Linked DNA regions of Homo sapiens: region 1 is linked to region 2. A link is a loop called in an ENCODE intact Hi-C map of the cell type or tissue named here. Cell type or tissue: OCI-LY7. All regions are shown on one strand. Each heading gives the region's core, and the rest is flanking DNA. Links, peaks and the distances in the headings are about the cores only.

Evidence for each region. A loop is a pair of places that touch in the nucleus more often than their neighbours do. Peaks named below come from ENCODE experiments on the same cell type or tissue, not always from the same donor. Only the 100,000 strongest peaks of a DNase experiment are listed, where the experiment ranks them.
Region 1: a loop joins it to region 2, with 2.5 times the contacts of the local background. A loop is called at or near these places in 8 of 110 quality-filtered maps.

The regions. Positions count from the first base shown.
Region 1 is chr7:134,765,020-134,770,389 of GRCh38, forward strand. All of the region lies in intron 1 of LOC124901750 (a long non-coding RNA gene), which reads right to left. It also overlaps a transcript of CALD1 not described here. Among named protein-coding and RNA genes, the nearest start is that of CALD1, 12 kb to the right of the region's middle. In OCI-LY7, for the core only: no CTCF peak of the experiment used is centred there; DNase peaks (open chromatin) are centred at 2,112 and 2,672; H3K4me3 peaks cover 1,054 bases; H3K27ac peaks cover 1,828 bases.
Region 2 is chr7:135,166,378-135,171,747 of GRCh38, forward strand. CYREN (cell cycle regulator of NHEJ) reads right to left here and starts at 4,330. Exons shown (of 4, transcript NM_024033.4): 1 at 4,275-4,330; 2 at 2,409-2,683; 3 at 1,355-1,430; 4 at 1-494. The coding sequence starts at 2,545. The coding sequence ends at 234. RefSeq lists enhancers at 2,641-2,770, 4,851-5,070 and a silencer at 3,861-4,470. In OCI-LY7, for the core only: CTCF peaks have their summits at 2,887 (motif pointing left), 3,095 and 4,547; DNase peaks (open chromatin) are centred at 2,904, 3,754, 4,094, 4,464 and 1 weaker place; H3K4me3 peaks cover 2,830 bases; H3K27ac peaks cover 2,484 bases.

The DNA.
Region 1 (5,370 bases), core at 317-5,316, 400 kb before region 2:
TGAAAACAAAGTTCAGGCTGGGCGCGGTGGCTCACGCCTCTGATCCCAGTATTTTGGAAGGCTGAGGTGGGTGGATCATGAGGTCAGGAGTTTGAGAGCAGCCTGGCCAACATGGTGAAACCCTGTCTCTACTAAAAATACAAAAATTAGCCGAGTGTGGTGGTGCACGCCTGTAATCCCAGTTACTCTGGAGGCTGAAGCAGGATAATTGCTTAAGCCCGGGGGCAGAGGTTGCAGTGAGCTGAGATTGTGCCACTGTACTCCAGCCTGGATGACAGAGCAAGACTCCGTCTCGGAAAAAAAAAAAAAAGAAAGAAAAGTTCAGGGTATAAATATGCATATTATTTGTTATCACAAGAGCTAATTGTTAACAACATGAGAACAAATGAGTTTTTTTTAAAACCCTAGTAAGATAGGAATGACCTCTTCCTCCTTGATTGCCTGACATAATCCCCACTGCACAGAATTTTTGTGGGACACCTGCCCCACTACTGCACTTATGCGATTCCATGTACATCTGCCAGCAAAAGGCAAACCCCTTTTATGAGAAGGGCAGGTACAGTGTCTCATACAGTTATCAATGTATTCCCAGGTGATATCGTTTGAATATTTGTCCCCACCCAAATCTCATGTTGAATTGTAATCTGCAGTATTGGAGGTGGGGCCTGGTAGGAGGTGATCGGATCATGGGGATGGATTTCTCATGAATGGTTTAGCACCATCTTCTTGGTGCTGCCCTCAAAGGTGATTGGATCGTGGTGATGGATTTCTCATGAATGGTTTAGCACCATCTTCTTGGTGCTGCCCTGAAAAGTGATTGGATCATGGGGATGGATTTCTCATGAATGATTTAGCACCATCTTCTTAGTGCTGTCCTCAGGATAGTGAGTGAGTTCTCACAATATCTGGCTGTTTAAAAGTGTATGGCACCTCTCTCTCTCTCTCTTTCTCTCTCTCTCTCTAGCTAGCTCCTGTTTTCACCATGTGAAGCACCTGCTCCTGCTTTGCCTTCCATCGTGATTGAAAGATTCCTGAGGCTTCACCAGAAGGTGGGCAGGTGCTGGTACCATGCTTCCTATAAAGCCTGCAGAACCATGAGCCCCTTAAACCTCTTTTCTTTTCTTTTTTTTTTTTTTTTTTTTTTTTTTTTGAGAGGGAGTCTCACTCTGTCACCCAGGCTGGAGTGTAGTGGCACGATCTTGGCTCACTGCAACCTCTGCCTCCTGGGTTCAACCGATTCTCCTGCCTCAGCCTCCCATGTAGCTGGGACTACAGGCCACCACACCCGGCTAATTCTTGTACTTTTAGTAGAGATGCAGTTTCACCATGTTGGCCAGGCTAGTCTCGAACTCCTGACCTCGGGTGATCCACCTGCCTCAGCCTCCCAAAGTGCTGGGATTACAGGCATGAGCCACCGCACCCGGCCTCCTCTTTTCTTTATAAATTGCCCAGTCTCAGGTGTTTTTAGCAATGCTAGAATGGCCTAATACATCAGGACTGAGAAAAGTTTTAGTACAGAGAAGCTACTTCATAAATGTTTATTGTGTGTAAGTAGATGAGCAGTTAGTTCGCAAAGCAGCTTCATATGCATTTTATTTCATTTAATTCTTACTTCTGTCCTGTGAAGTAGGTATTATTGGTTTCTAGGGGAGAGATCAAGCCTGGACCTGGGAGGATGCCCATGTTTAGGGAAAAGAAAGCACAAGAAGAAAATGTCAAGAGGCCAGAGAGATAGGACGATAGGCTAGACACTGGCGTCAGGAGCCACCAAAGACGAAGAGAGAAGCAAGAGGAGTTAGGGATCGTGGCGGGCAGACAGGGAGGGAGGAAGGGAGGCTGAAGACAAAATGGCCATGGATCAAGAGCTGAGGTCATGGACAAAGAATGGGGAGGGGCTGCTTCATAAACTAATCATTTGGAGAAATTTGACACTAAGAGGAAAGAGAAGACTGGAGCTAAAAGAAACAAGAGTCAGTCAAAGGTATTTTCACCCCAACCCTTGGACATGTTTACAGACAGAGAGGAGGGACCAACAGAGAGACGAAAGAGCAGGAAGCAGCGTGAGGTGAAATGAAGCTGAAAGGCCCAGTGAGGGTTCAGAAAGGGACCAGACCGCGAAGCTGCAAAGATATTTCAGTTCTCCCTCGTGTACACACACTCTCTCTCTCTCTGTCTCTGTGTGTGTGTGTGTGTGTGTGTGTGTGTGCGTGTGTGACATAAATCCATCAAACCTCAGCAGAGCTTGATCAGTGGTTAGACGCATCTATATCACACAGTTTGCTTAGTCCAAACAGCCATTTCTCCCCAGTTATCGCCAGACGCAGCAATCTCTTTAAAAATATTTTTCCGATCTTAAAAATAGTCTATCCCCCAAGAGAAATCTCTAGCTTCTTGCCTCTCAGATGACAGTCGGCTAGGCCAAAGCTACAGAACCTCACCCAAAATAGATCAAATATTTTAAATGTTTTCTTATTTGCGCCCCTCACAAGTATGCCTGCAATGCAAAGCCAATTATAAGATTGGCTTTTTTATTTTTATTTTTCTGAAATGAGTGAAGTGTGTGTTTTCTGGTTAGGAGGGGAGGCCAGGCCTCACCAAACAGTCTTGGTTGGATTTCAGACAGGCTTCCTTGAGCATGAACGGGAAGAGGAAACGTGCATGGCTGGGTAAGCACGTGCAGACGTGCAGAGCCAAATGGTCTCTCTCAGGACTTGCCATCCTGGAGTCCATCTCTGGTGCCTGTCAGAGCTTCCCCATTAGAACAGCAGTTCTCTAGAGGCACACACCGTGTTTCTGATTATATGAAAGTGACAGTGACAAGATTAGAACAAGGACAGAACCTAACACTAAGCCTTGCAGGTAACAGATGCTCAGATGTTGAGTGAATAAATGAATGAATAAACAAATGAATAGCTGAGAAAACTCTAGCCACAGCTTTGCATGACTCAGATACCCATTGGAGACTGGGAGAAATTTCTGGAAACTTTTTGCTTTCTCTAAGCTTAGAGCAAATCCAACAGCAATGAATATGGGTGGACTGGGAAGGGTGGAACATGGAGACATCCAGTCATCCTCTATAGCTCAGGAAATAAGGAGACAGAGACTTCCTATAGGAAGGCTGAGGGGATGGCCAGTCCTGTTCCATGGAAGTGAGAAACAGTACCATTTATCTCAGGAGCTCCTTCATCTACACTGGGTCTTCTCTGATCATGTCCTCTTTCATTTTGTCAGGTCCTCAGCCTTATTCCGGACCATCAGTGCCCTTCTTCTTCCACCTGCCGCTCCAGGAGACTGGCCCCATCAAAGTGGGTCAGTGCAGGCTCTCATTTCATCTGCACCCTACTGATAAAACAGGTGGCACCAAGTGCTGAGCAGGTGCTAAGCAGGCTGTGGCTTAAGTTATTACTCCTTAAAGAGTGACTATTGATGTTATGGTGTCAAAGCCTTTGTACAAATGTGTGACTAAGCTGAGGACCTCACAGTCAGGGCAGGTCCATTCTCCTGCTAGTTGGGCTGGCCCCAAGTGAGCTACTCTGTTGGCCTGAGGACAAAGAAGCACAGTGGCTTTTCCCGATGTCATAGGAACATCGGAGAAGTAATCTAGAGGACCAGATTGCTAGTTCTCTGGGGGGAGAATGTCTCATTTATATTGCAATTTTTTAAAAAAAACAAAACAACAAAAAGCTTAAGAATAACACAACAAACAGCTGTGTACATACTCTGCAGTGTTAACAGATGTAATTTTTTTTCATAATTGCTTAAGATCCTCTTTTATGCATTGCTGATATATTTTAAATTTCTTAATTTCAAGAGCAGTACCATTCCCCTCTCTCCCTCATGGCCAACAACTATCTTAAATTTGATGTGGTTCTAGTCCATTCTCATATGCATTCTTAAATGATTCATACAAATGGAATAATTCCAATTGCAACCTGCTTCTTTTTTCCCACTCAATATGCTTCTGAGTTTCAGGTACATCTAGGTCATTCATTTTAGCTATTATGTATAATACCCCATCCTATTCCATATATAATATGGTATTAGCTATTATATATTTTTATAATTATACATATATTTATATAATTAGATATTTAGCTATTATGTTATATATCATGGTTTCTGTAGCCTCTCCCCTGTCAATTGCTATTGCAGCATTTTTAACAATGTTTTTACTACTGCAAACAATGCTCGAATGAGCTTCCTTTGACATGTCTCTTGGCTTAAGAGTGTGAGGGCGTCCCAAGAGGATATACCTAGAAATGGGATTACAGAATATAGATGTGCATACTGAAAGTCACTAGATATTGTCAAATCACTCAACAAAGTGAATGCACCAATCTACTTTCCTATCCAAAATGTATAAGAATTTGTACATCATCAACAACGTTTAGTTTTGCGTGATTAAACTTTTTTTTTCTTTACCAATCTGGTTGTCATTGTTTTAACTTGCATTTTTCTGATGACTAATGAAATTGAACATCATTTCAAGGCTTTTGACCTTTGCAGTGTTCTCTAAGTGGACTGTTTATCCTATGCCTATTTTTTATTGGGTTTTCTCTTATACACACACTCTCTCTCTCTGTGTCAGTTGATTTGTAGGCATTCCTTGATAGTCTAGATTTTTTTTTTAAGATGGAGTCTTGCTGTGTTGCCCAGACTAGAGTGCAGAGTGCAGTGGTGTGATCTTGGCTCCCTGCAACCTCCGCCTCCCGGGTTCAAGCAATTCTCCTGCCTCAACCTCTTGAGTAGCTGGGATTACAGGCATGCGCCAACATGCCTAGCTAATTTTTGTATTTTTAGTAGAGACAGCGTTTCACCATTTTGGCCAGGCTGGTCTTGAACTCCTGACCTCAGGTGATCCTCCTGCCTCGGCCTCCCAAAGTACTGGGATTGCAGGTGGGAGCCACCATGTTCTGCCAATAGTCTAGATTCTAATTCTGTGTTTTAAACATTGAAAATGTTCTCTTGGCTTCTCTTTTCCCTTTGTAGATGGTGGCTTTTTTTGAACAGAAATTTTTATTTCTTGATGTAACCAAATTTTTTTCTTTAGTTTAACTCTCACTTAATATTTATAAATATTAATTACCTTTCTCTTTGTAAAAAGAAAAAATGCTCTCAAACCTTAGTGGCTTACAACAGCAAACATTTGTTTCTTGCTCCCGTCACATGAGGCCTGGGAAATAGTAGCTCTGCTGGTGTTGACTGGACTCACCGGCCCAGCCCCGCTCCATGTGTCTTCTTATTCTGGAAACCAAACTGCAGAGCAGCCACTATCTGGGGAGGATTCGTTTCCTGTGCTGCTATTACAAATTACCACAAACTGGGTGACTTAGAGCAATGCACATTTCTTCTCTCACAGTTCTGGAGGCC
Region 2 (5,370 bases), core at 278-5,277:
AGTCAAATGGGATCTCATTTTGAGTCCTGCCTTCCGCACACTCAGAACGGCAGCCCCAAGGCCCGGAGTGTCCAGGGGCTTCTGGCCTGAGGTGAATCTGCCAGGCCCAAGAAGGCACAAAGGTAGGAGCACAGAGAGCCCCATTCCCACAGGCGGGCGGCCCAGCAGCACCAGTGGAAGCTCAGCTGTCCTCCAGCTGCTCTCGGCAGACAGTTCAGTGCACAGTTTATGCCCTAGCTGAAAAAGATCTCCCGGACGTATTTCAGCACATCCTCTTCCTCCTCCTCCTCAGGGCTCCTGCTACAGGCAGAGCTGGAACCCCCCGGCCTCTGGGAAGGGCTGAGGCCTGGAGCCAGTGCCTGTTTCCCACTGTCCTCTTCCTCACTGCTGCTCCCAGAACTTGTGTGAGGCGACACGGAGCAGGGAGGGGAGTGCTCTGGGTTATCAGCCCCCGCCAGGGCCGGCTGCTCGCAGGCCTTTTCCTGTTTGCGGCTCTGTGGAGTACGGGAAAACGCAGGCTCAACATACGTGTTTTATTTCCCTAACATGCTGATCTGTCAGTAACACAGGATGTATCTAGAAGCAACTACAAAGCCAATGTGACCAGGCCAGGCAATGTACCCATATCCTGAGCACCCACCCTCTCTTCACCCCACTCCTTCCCCTGACCCCCTCTTCACAGCTCTTGAAGAAACCAGAACCCACTCGGGAGAGAAGCAAGCAAAGGCATGAGGATTAGCTGAGGGGAAAGGAAAAAGAAATGGAAGAAACATGTCTAGAAAGGCCGGTGACAGAACCCAGGATACAAAACCTGGGTGTGGGCCCATGCCTTAGCACTAGGAAAAGTCCCACACCACAGGGTTATTGCAAGGCTAAAATGACATAACGCATGCTTTCAAGGCACCTGGTAAACTGTAGAATGCTGTGCAACTCTGAGGCACTGCAATTATTACTGCAGGAAGCTAGGAAGCTCAGCATCCTCTGCTCAGGAGAGGGGCAATGGCTAAGAAGTCATCTACCCAACTGGGAACCTTTCCAAGAACACAAACAGGTAAACGCTTCATGTCCCATCCACATACACACCAGTGCACAGTCACGCTCTCCCTAACACACACACGCCCTCCCTAACACACGCATGCCCTCCCAGGCTTCTAGCCTCAAAGACACCCCACGAGCGCACACCCACATGGGGAGAGGCCTGGGCAGCATGGCCGAGATAAGAGCAAGGGAAGTGGCAGGAGGAAGAAGAGGTAGCCTACGGCAGAGGGCGTCTCTCTTACTGACGGTGACCAAGGGTCTAGCCTCTGCCCATGCAGAGTTTCTGGTCATGAGTAAGAGGCTTGTCTGACTTTACCTCAATCAGGATTCCCAGAGCAACATCAACTATCTCAGCCTCATTCATGCAGTACACAGTCCTTGTCGCAGGGAGTCTGAAAAAAAGACATGCAAGGCACAGATGACACAGACTCTCAAGTCTCATAAGGGCAAAGAGAACAGGAGAAGCAGGGCCTCTTCCCCCTGCCTTCCTACCACGCAGGAGGTACCAGCACCTCTGAGCTGAGGAGCTTTCTGACACGGACACAATTTCCTCAGCCTTGCAGCCCAGTGACTGGCACAGGGCTTCATGGAGGCAACACCGGGGTGCCTCCCACCCTCCACCAACTGCCCTACAAGGATCTGGAAGTAGGGAAGGATGGCCGCCTCTGAAACACACACATGGATGCAAGAGGAAGGGAACCTCGGGCTGAGGCTGTACTGAGAGGAACCTGAAAGCAGGACCAGACTTAGGGAAAGACGGCAGCAGTCACAAGGGAAGGCTGTCAGTCAGGAAACCTTAGAGGAGGAGGAGCCAGAGAGGGAAACACCGAGTGCTGGGGCCCCGCCCACTTCACAGTGCAGCCTGGAGACTCACCACCCCCCCCCCGCCCCCCCCCGGCAATTACCGTCATTCAACTAACTCACTCCCCAGCTCCTTAGCTCTTGCTGGCCCTGCAGCTGCTGCTCATCTGTCCATCCCTAAAGGTCTGTCCACAGGGGCAGGCACCACTCAGAACAGACCCTTCCACTGATCTTGCCCATCTGATGTTACCATGTTTGTTGTAAAGGAAGAGACTGGCATTCTGGACAACTGGCATCAGAGACTGGCTGACATGGAGAACCCACTCTGTGTGTGCTGAGGGCAGGGCACTCACCAGTGCAGAGGCAGAAGTGGGTGCCTGTCCTCGAGGGTTAACCCGCTTTGCCTCCCGCCCACAGCCCCTCCACCTTCTAAAAGCTCAAGAGATGATCAGACTGAAACACCCGCCCATCTTGCTGTTCTGCCTAGGCTGGAAGACCTGGCCCAGGTCATGGAGGCCCCTGCTCCACTTGCCAGATTCGCAGGAGTCTTCTGACCAGAGCTGTCGCACCTTGCTGCTGCCACTGGCACTGCTGCCATTCTCATCCTCTTGGGGGCCTTCATTGGTGCCACATTCTTTGTAGCCACCTGGGCTGTCAGCCATGAGGGAAGGACCCTCGTTTTAGTCTCGGATTGTAAGGTTTCCATCTCTGTACCTTCTCACAAAGAAGAGTCAGGGCCCAAGCTTAATGACCTGTTTTTTAATTCAGGAAGGTAAATCTCGTTCTCTCGTCACACCCGGAATTACAGGTCCATTTGTCCTCAGTGGGAGTTGATCTTTGATTCCTACAAAGAACAATAAAGTCCGGTGAATTCCCATACCTCCAGTCATCAGGCACAGTTACTGGTCGGTGCAGGGCAGGCCAGAAGTGACCAAGGCCCAAGAGACTCAGACGGCCATTCACAGGCATCAGGCAGGTGTGATTGTGGGCAGGACAGCAGCTCAGGAGAGAGCCCTCTGACCTCCCCAAAGCTGGTGCCCCCTACAGGCAGCCAAAGCCAACCAGAGATACCTCCTGCAGCCTCTGTGCTGACTGACTCAGCACAGGAGGAACGGAAGGAGGCGGAGGCCCCTAATGTTCCTTCTCATTACCACCCCAAATGCCACTGTCCTCTGGGTGCCCAGCCCATTCAATCCCTAAAATACCTCTTAATGGCCTCTCCCTCATCTGGCCAACTCGATTTCTCTACTCTTCTATGGTGGCTCAGTTAAATGAAACTGAGGGCATTTTATTTCACAATAAAGTCTCATTGGCCAACACGCCGCCCTTAAGCTAAAGATACTTCTGATTGGTCAAACTTGAAGCAGCAATAGGGGCCCGGAGGCATTAACTGTGCCAGTCTGTAGATTCTGAAGCCCACGCCAGCCTCTGATCTAGTTTGGCCTCTCTTTTCCCTATCCCAATTGTTCTGCCTCCACTCAGCAGTCCTGGAGCTCAGTCCTCACCCAGAGAGATGGAGTTGTGACTCAGAGGGCCTAGGTCTCTACCTTCCACTTAGGAATCAAGCCAGAAGCTCCTGAAGCGGAGGTTTGCCCAAAAAAAAGAGTAGTCAGCGATAGTCCTCTCTGAATCATAATTTGATAATGCATTGCTCATCCAGATGGCTGTTTACAATTTAAGAAAAAATATTACCAGGCCCTCCTCCTAACCTGCCCGGCCATGGGGCACACCTTTGCCAATGCACCTTCATTTCTGTCAAAACTCAGTGATATTAGTGACTCCTACCCCCTAAGGCGCCTCCCAAGCGCAATGCTGCAGTCTGTGCGGACAAATTTAGTTCACCCTGGGGTGCCTATTAAGTACATTTCGCAAACGAGGAACTGAGACTTAGTTAACTTGCAGAAGATCACAGAAAAGTTTGAAATCAGCTGGTTGGATTCGCAGCCAGGTCCTGCAGACTCCAGACCCCGCGCCTCCCCGCCCTACTTCTGGGCCCCAAGAGCAGGCCGCGGCAACTTCCAGAAGCCGGGTCTCTGGGGCACCGCGCTCGCGGACCGACCTCAGTCCCATCCCAGCCGCTCCCTGCCTGGGCAGAATGGGGGCCCCGCGGGAACGCGATGTGCTGCCAGTTCACAGCCCGCCCTCCCTCTGCGGGCCGGTACCCGCCGCTGGCGGCGCCGACCTGTGGGAGGCCCAGAGGGCGGGTGAGTGCGGAGCGGAAGGCGCGGGCGAAGCACCGCAGGGGCCTCGCTGACCCCGCCACACGCCGGGCAGGGCTGCAACGGCTCCTTCCGACTGGAGCGGCCGCGCGCTCCTCCGGCCGGCTACTGGCTTCCCTGCTCTCAGGTTCCCGTCTCCGGCTCTCGTGCCCCTTCTTAGCTTCCAGAGCGGAGCCGGGAGGCAAATTCCAAGCGGTTGTGGGACCCACGCCTCACCCGGAACTTTAAGCCCTGCCGTCTCGCCTGGCGCCCAAACTCTGCGGACCTCCACTGGCCGCCCGCCTCTTCCGGCCCCGCGCGCTCCGGGGTCCCGCGGGCTCCCGGCCTCGGGACACTTCCGGTCTTGGGGAACTCCCGGCCCCCTCGCAGTCCCGGCGCCCGGGACACTTCCGGCTCCCGGCAGCTGCCTCAGTCGGAGGTCCGCGGGCGCCCCATGCTGGCAGTGGTAATGCCGCCGGCTGGCATCCGGTTGGCTGCGCGCTGGGAACGCCAGCGAGGCAGCGCCACCGGCTTGAGGAGGGTGAAAGTTCAATTCTTGGCCCCTGAAGTTAGCGGAAGGGAACGGGCATGTTTTGGAAAGGCCCGCCGGGAATTCCCTCAGAAACCAGGCGAAGCTCCCTGCTGGGCCAGGCCCCCCTCGTGTGCTTGAGGAGGATGGGAGCCCGGCCTCGGTTTGTTATCCTAATTAAGTGGAAAATTAAGAAAATAATAGAATAGCGTAAGTACTAATAGTAAAATTATAGTAAGAGAAATAACAATAGCTAGAATGGAATGAATTGCTGTATTAACCAAGGCTAGAAAGAATTTCAGCCCTCCGAAAGTTAAAGCGAGGGAAGAGAGAGACCCTCTCATATTGTTTTATACTCAGTACCTGTTTTTTTTTTTTTTTTTAAAAAAAAAAGGAAGTGAAATCAAAGACAGGCAGCCCAGCGCCAGGCCCAAAACTGGACCTGGGCCTGCCTGGCCTAAACCTAGTAGTTAAAAATCAACTCATGACTTAGAAACCGATGTTATTCATAGATTCCAGACATTCTATAGAAGAACATTGTGAAACTCCCTGCCCTGTTCTGTTTCTCCCTGACCATCGGTGCATGCAGCCCCTGTCACGTACCCCTTGCTTGCTCAAATCAATCACGACCCTTTCATGTGAAATTTTAGTGTTGTGAGCTCTTAAAAGCGACAGAAATTGTGCACTCGGGGAGCTCGGATTTTAAGGCAGTAGCTTGCCAATGCTCCCAGCTGAATAAAGCCCTTTCTTCTACAGCTCCGTGTCTGAGAGGTTTTGTCTGTGGCTTGTCCTGCTACAGTCCTT